Linked DNA regions of Homo sapiens: region 2 is linked to region 1. Evidence: read pairs that join two places in POLR2A ChIA-PET (ENCODE). Cell type or tissue: OCI-LY7. All regions are shown on one strand. Each heading gives the region's core, and the rest is flanking DNA. Links, peaks and the distances in the headings are about the cores only. Region 1 overlaps TXLNB (taxilin beta). Region 2 has its middle 30 kb from the start of CITED2.

Evidence for each region. Peaks named below come from ENCODE experiments on the same cell type or tissue, not always from the same donor. Only the 100,000 strongest peaks of a DNase experiment are listed, where the experiment ranks them.
Region 2: POLR2A ChIA-PET joins it to region 1 with 6 read pairs; 3 of 35 experiments call an interaction of 5 or more read pairs at or near these places.

Annotation. Positions count from the first base shown.
Region 1 is chr6:139,261,550-139,264,471 of GRCh38, forward strand. It overlaps TXLNB (taxilin beta), which reads right to left. Exons shown (of 10, transcript NM_153235.4): 5 at 1,030-1,224. Among named protein-coding and RNA genes, the nearest start is that of TXLNB, 29 kb to the right of the region's middle. RefSeq lists an enhancer at 659-1,858. In OCI-LY7, for the core only: no CTCF peak of the experiment used is centred there; a DNase peak (open chromatin) is centred at 1,392; H3K4me3 peaks cover 2,127 bases; H3K27ac peaks cover 2,233 bases.
Region 2 is chr6:139,343,666-139,346,587 of GRCh38, forward strand. No RefSeq gene overlaps it. Among named protein-coding and RNA genes, the nearest start is that of CITED2, 30 kb to the right of the region's middle. In OCI-LY7, for the core only: no CTCF peak of the experiment used is centred there; no DNase peak of the experiment used is centred there.

The DNA.
Region 1 (2,922 bases), core at 279-2,778:
TCTGGAATCTTAAAAATATATTAAATATTAAAATATAATTTGGGTATAACAAAAGACCTTGATCATCCCCCTAATATAACCTATTCAAAGTAAAAGGCTTTTGCCTCTTGTGACTGTGGGTAAGTGGTTTAATCTCTTAGCTTCTGCTTCTCATCTATAAGATATGGATAATATATTATTATCTAATGCATAAGATTGTTGAGACAATTAAATGCCATATGGTATGTAAAGTACAGCACTTAGCACATTGCCTGATACAAACTAACCACTGAATAAATGATATCATTATTATTACAATGATTACATTATTAATACTATTATTGGCCTGGTAGGGTACATAGAATACAGACTCTTTTTTTTTTTTTTTTTTTTGAGACGGAGTCTCACACTGTCGCCTGGGCTGGAGTGCAGTGGCGTGATCTCAGCTCACTGCAACCTCCACCTCCTGGGTTCAAGAGATTCTCCTGCCTCAGCCTCTCGAGTAGCTGGGATTACAGGCGCCCACCACCACGCCTGGCTAATTTTTTTTTGTATTTGTAGTAGAGACGGGATTTCACTATGTTGGCCAGGCTGCTCTCGAACTCCTGACCTCTTAATCCACCTGCCTTGGCCTCCCAAAGTGCTGGGATTACAGGCGTGAGCCACCGCGCCTGGCCAGAATACAGACTCTTAATTTAGATGACATGGCAATTCTTAAGAGGGAGTGCGTGAGTTATTTTTGGCTATAGAGAGAGGATTTTTAAAAGGCTGAGAAATATTATTTTCAAGGAAAACTGTGCCCACAGCCTATCACTTTCTATTTATTGCCTTTACTTTGTAGTGATGCCAGTTTTGAAGAAATCCCATATGACTTTCAGTCAGGTATTTTGTAAGACCATCTGTCTTCATTTTGGCTCGTCAAGGAAATCCAATCCTAAATATTAATCAGTTGAGAGGGCTGGCTGTAACTGTCTTATTAACCAAGTTCCCACCTTTAGCTCCCAGATCCGGATCTATGTACTGTTCTAAGTTGTTTGATGTGGTTCTCACCTCCTCTCTGAGCTCATACTGATCGATGATGCTTTTCAGCTTTTCTGCAAGCTCTGTGTTCTCCTGACAGAGCTTCATATTTCGCTCACTCTGCTGCTCGATCTGGCCCTGGATGTCCGTGAGGGTACTCTGGAAATGGCTTGTGATTTCCTTCCTTTTCTCTTCTTCCTCACGTGCCCGCTGAAGCGCCTCTTCCTGCGGATAAAAAGCAAAACATTTTGTTTAAATGCACCCCGGGTTTATAGAACTCAGCATTAGGTCACCTAAAGGAGATAAGTGTGCAGAGTAGGTGGGATGTTTTTTCTCAGTTCTCTAGAGCTAAAGCTGCTCAGCCCCAAAATAAATGTATGAGTAAAGGTTTCAGCTGTGAGTACATAGTTACTCAGAACAGGTGCTGTGAAGGCCTTGAATTTGTAGTCAGTGATGAATAGACTTGTTTTAAAGATGATGCGTCTCTTGCTGAGTGAATGAACTGCAGCGATTTCTAACAAACACACAGTCACACGATTTTGATCTCTTGGCTGTGGCCTGAAAAAAAGGCCACTTGAGTTTACTGATGGATGAGACAGATCATGTGTTTCTCTGGTTTGGTAAAGGGAGAACAATAGATCTTATATTTCCCTGTAAAAACCATGGCATATTAACCACATAATTATATTACCAAGTTTTGTAAATATAAGTGATCACAATAAAAATTTTCTATTTGTGAGAAAAAACTTTCATCAAAAAGCTTTAAAAAAGGAAACTAAGACAGCATAGCTCAATTACAGCCATTCAAGAATATAAAAGGGAATCTTTCCAAACATGCTGGATATTATTTTGTTTTTGAAAGAACAATCATTAAATGTGTCACATAGGGTAATTAAAATGTTCAATGTAAATTTTGAATCTGAAAGCAATATTAAGTTTCAAATCTTCTTTAACTCTAAAGTGAAACATCTAATTTTCCTTCTTCCGCTTTGTTAACATTGAAGAATTGCAAATTAACTTTTATATCATTTCTGTTCTCTTTTCTCCTAAATCAAAACTCTCCATTCATTGCTAGCCACTAACAATGAGCTCCAATTTCCTCCATATCTATATTGAGAATTGCTTTGCGATTGTTATTCTTTTTGAATAAAAGGGTTTAATTTTGCTACATCCTACCAAAGATAGAGACATTTACGTGGCTGACAAATGATACAGACATTTTAGGATTCCTTTCAGTTCTGATTAATTGTTAATATGAAAGCTTGCTTCGTTGTTGGCAAGTAAAATTATACTGAATTTGATTGCCTACCAAGTTCAAATTATGTAACAGGATTTTTTAAAAGAAATAATAATTTTTAACAGAAGTAATTGTACAGACCTTTATCATAACAGAATAATGTGATCCAAATAAAAACTGATGCTGAGAATATATGCTCTGAAAATATTTTATCATTAGGTTTCTTCTTTCCTCTATAATAACAACACATTTCCCAACTCTAATGTGACTCCTGATGTCAGAATCATAATTTATTCATGTTATAAACCTTTATTAAGCAACAACTTCTCAGGGGTATTGAAGATATCTGTACTTCTTAAACTGAAGAAATAAACTATCCGAGATGTTATTTCCCTGAACTTTGTATACTAACACTTACTATATGTGTTTCGCTAAAAATAATTATGGTTACCAGTTAGGAGCAACTAAATATATGTGTGATTATGATTGTTTCCTCACTGGTCCTGATTAGCTTAGAAGTCAGCAAGTTTGGAATCAGAACTACAGACCATGATTTGAATACCGTTTGTATTTATAAATATTCCATGAATGAATAAATGAAACACCCCATGCAAGTCTGAGTTGTTGTTTTTTTTTTAATTGGGAACTGGCTATAGAAAGAAGGTACAGATGATAGGATGGCACTA
Region 2 (2,922 bases), core at 159-2,658, 82 kb after region 1:
GCCTTTCTTTTTTCTTTTCTTTTTTCTTTTTTTTTTTTTTGAGACGGGGTCTCACTCTTTCTCCCAGGATGGAGTGCAGTGGAGTGATCTTGGCTTACTATAACCTCCGCCTCCTGGGATCAAGCAATTCTCCTGCTTTAGCCTCCCAGGTACCTGGGATTACAGGCATGTGCCATCATGCCCGGCTAAGTTTTGTATTTTTTGTAGAGATGGGGTTTCACCATGTTGGCCAGGATGGTCTCAATCTCCTGACCTCGTGATCTGCCTGCCTCGGCCTCCCAAAGTGTTGAGATTACAGGCATGAGCACCGCGCCTGGCCTGCGACCTGCCACCTGCCTTTCTAAGCGTGTGGGAGCTGGGTAGGCTTACTGTTGCCTGCTATTCCCCACTCCCTGTGAAACTCTTCTGTGCAACACAGGCAGCTGCACTGCTTCCTGGAATATTACCGGAGCAGCCGGAGAACTGGCCCCCAGCTCCTACTGGGGTTATTTGCCCTGCATGTGGAGAGCCAGAGCATGGACCTGCCTGACCCAGCCCCCACCTGGCTTTGCTCCACCACTTGCCCTGGTAGCTTAACACAAGGGACAGAAACTTTTGGGAGCTCTATGGACCCACCCATTGCCTGAGATTCTAGAATACCTCCCCTGAGTTACATAAGGCAAGCACAAATCCCACCACTACTACCACAGCTGACACTCTTTTGCAAGCACCACCTCCTGGCTGGAGGCCAACTGACACAGTCCATTACAGCATTCTCAGGTAGAATAACACAGAGCCCAGGAAGGAGAAAACTTGTGTGTGACCTCAGCTATCACCATTGCATGCAGCACCCTGGCTAACCAGGAGGTTCTGAGTCCGTCCACGTGACCAGTCTATAGCTCTACCCCAACAGTCAGGCAGCCCTAGCACTTGTGAAGGGTCTTGGAGAAGCGAACTTCTTTTCCCCCTAGTCCATCACTGCAGGCACATCTGGGACTTCTCCTATGGGAGCTTAGCATGGGTGCACCTATAGACAGCCTTTCTAGAAAACTTCAGGGTGACTGCATCACTCCAGGAAGGGCACCCTCCAGGTTCAGGCTTGCATAAGTGGTAGAGTTACAATCCCTCTCTACTTAGAACATCAACATTCCTGCAGATGAAAAGAGGTGCCTGCCTGATTTGAATAACTGAAACACTGGGTCAGGAGTGTGATTGGGAGGTGAAGGGCTTTCCTGCTTGCCTTGCAGTGGAGCTGAGGCAGCTCCCACTCTTCCCCCTGAAAAGACCTCAGTGCATTTCGCTGAGAGCTACCCCAGCCACCTCTGCCAAGGCTGAGACCTCTGCCCACCATTGGGTATTGCACTTACCTACCTGCTTTAGTCATGACCAGTTTCTACCCAGAGACACCTCCTCTACTGGCCTGAAGCCTGAACTATTCAACCCAATAAATAAAATACTGGAGGAAAAAATAAATGAATAAAAAAGTGCACACCATGGGGGAATGAGAAACCTCAAGAGACCTCTGCCATTCCAACCTCATAGGGGACACTGAACTTGCTCACACAACAAGCACATTGCTACCATAGCCAGCATCTGAGAAAGCCATCATACAGAGAGACTCTCTGTAACCAAGGAACAGAATCTTCATCCCTAAAGCACCAAGAGCCACATTAGGCTACAGTAAATTATAAACATTAAAGTCACATTGCTAATGGGGGGAAAAGAAATTTTAAAAAAGAGTAATATCAAAAATAAATTCAAGAATAATTACAAGAAATAGTCTACCCAAATGAGAAGAAACCAGAAAAATAATTCTGGCAATACAACAAAACAACATTCTATAACACCACCCCCTACCAAAAAATCACACGAGCTCTCCAGCAATGGATCTATACAAAGATAAACTCTTTAAATACCAGATAAAGAATTCAAAAAGTTGACTATTAAGCTACTCAAGGAGATACAAGAGAAAGGTGAAAACCAACATAAAGAAATTTTTAAAAATTCAGGATATGACTTAAAAAATTTCTAAATAGATATTTTAAAGAAAAACCAATTAGAACCCTTGGAAATGAAAGACACATTTGGGGAATTATAGAATGTAGTGGAAAGCTTAAAAATAGACTAGACCAAGTAGAAGAAAGAATTTCAGGCCAGGCACGGTGGTGGCTCATGCCTGCAATCCCAGCACTTTGGGAGACCGAGGCAGGTGGATCACAAGGTTAGGAGATTGAGACCATCCTGGATAACATGGTGAAACTCTGTCTCAACTAAAAATACAAAAAATTAGCCGGGTGTGGTGGTGTGTGCCTATAGTCCCAGCTACTTGGGAGGCTGAGGCAGGAGAATCGCTTGAACCCGGGAGGCGGAAGTTGCAGTGAGCCAAGATTGCACCACTACACTCCAGCCTGGGTGACAGAGTGAGACTCCATCTCAAAAAAAAAAAAAAAAAAAAAGGAAGAATTTCAGAGCTTCAAGATAAAGTTTCCGAATTAACCCAATCAGACAAAAATAAAGGAAAAAAAATCAAAAGAAATTATCAAAGTCTCTAAGAAATATGGCATTATGTAAAATGGCCAAACCTAAGAATAAGTGGTGTTCCTGAGGGAGAAGAGAAGGCAAAAAGTTTGAAAAACTTCTTTGAGAGAATAATTGAGAAAAACTTCCTTGGCCTTGCTAGAAATTTAGATATCTAAATACAAGAAGCTCAAAGAACTCCTGGGAGATCAATTGGAAAAAGGACATCACCAAGGCCTATAGTCATCAGGCTATCCAAAGTCAATGTGAAAGAAAGAATTCTAAGAGCAGTGAGAAAAAAGCCTCAGGTAACTTATAAAGGAAAAGCTATCAGACTAACAGCAGACTTCACAGTGGAAACATTACAAGCCAGAAGGGATCAGGGTCCTGTCTTTAGTCTCCTTGGAGAGAAAAAACTGTCACGCA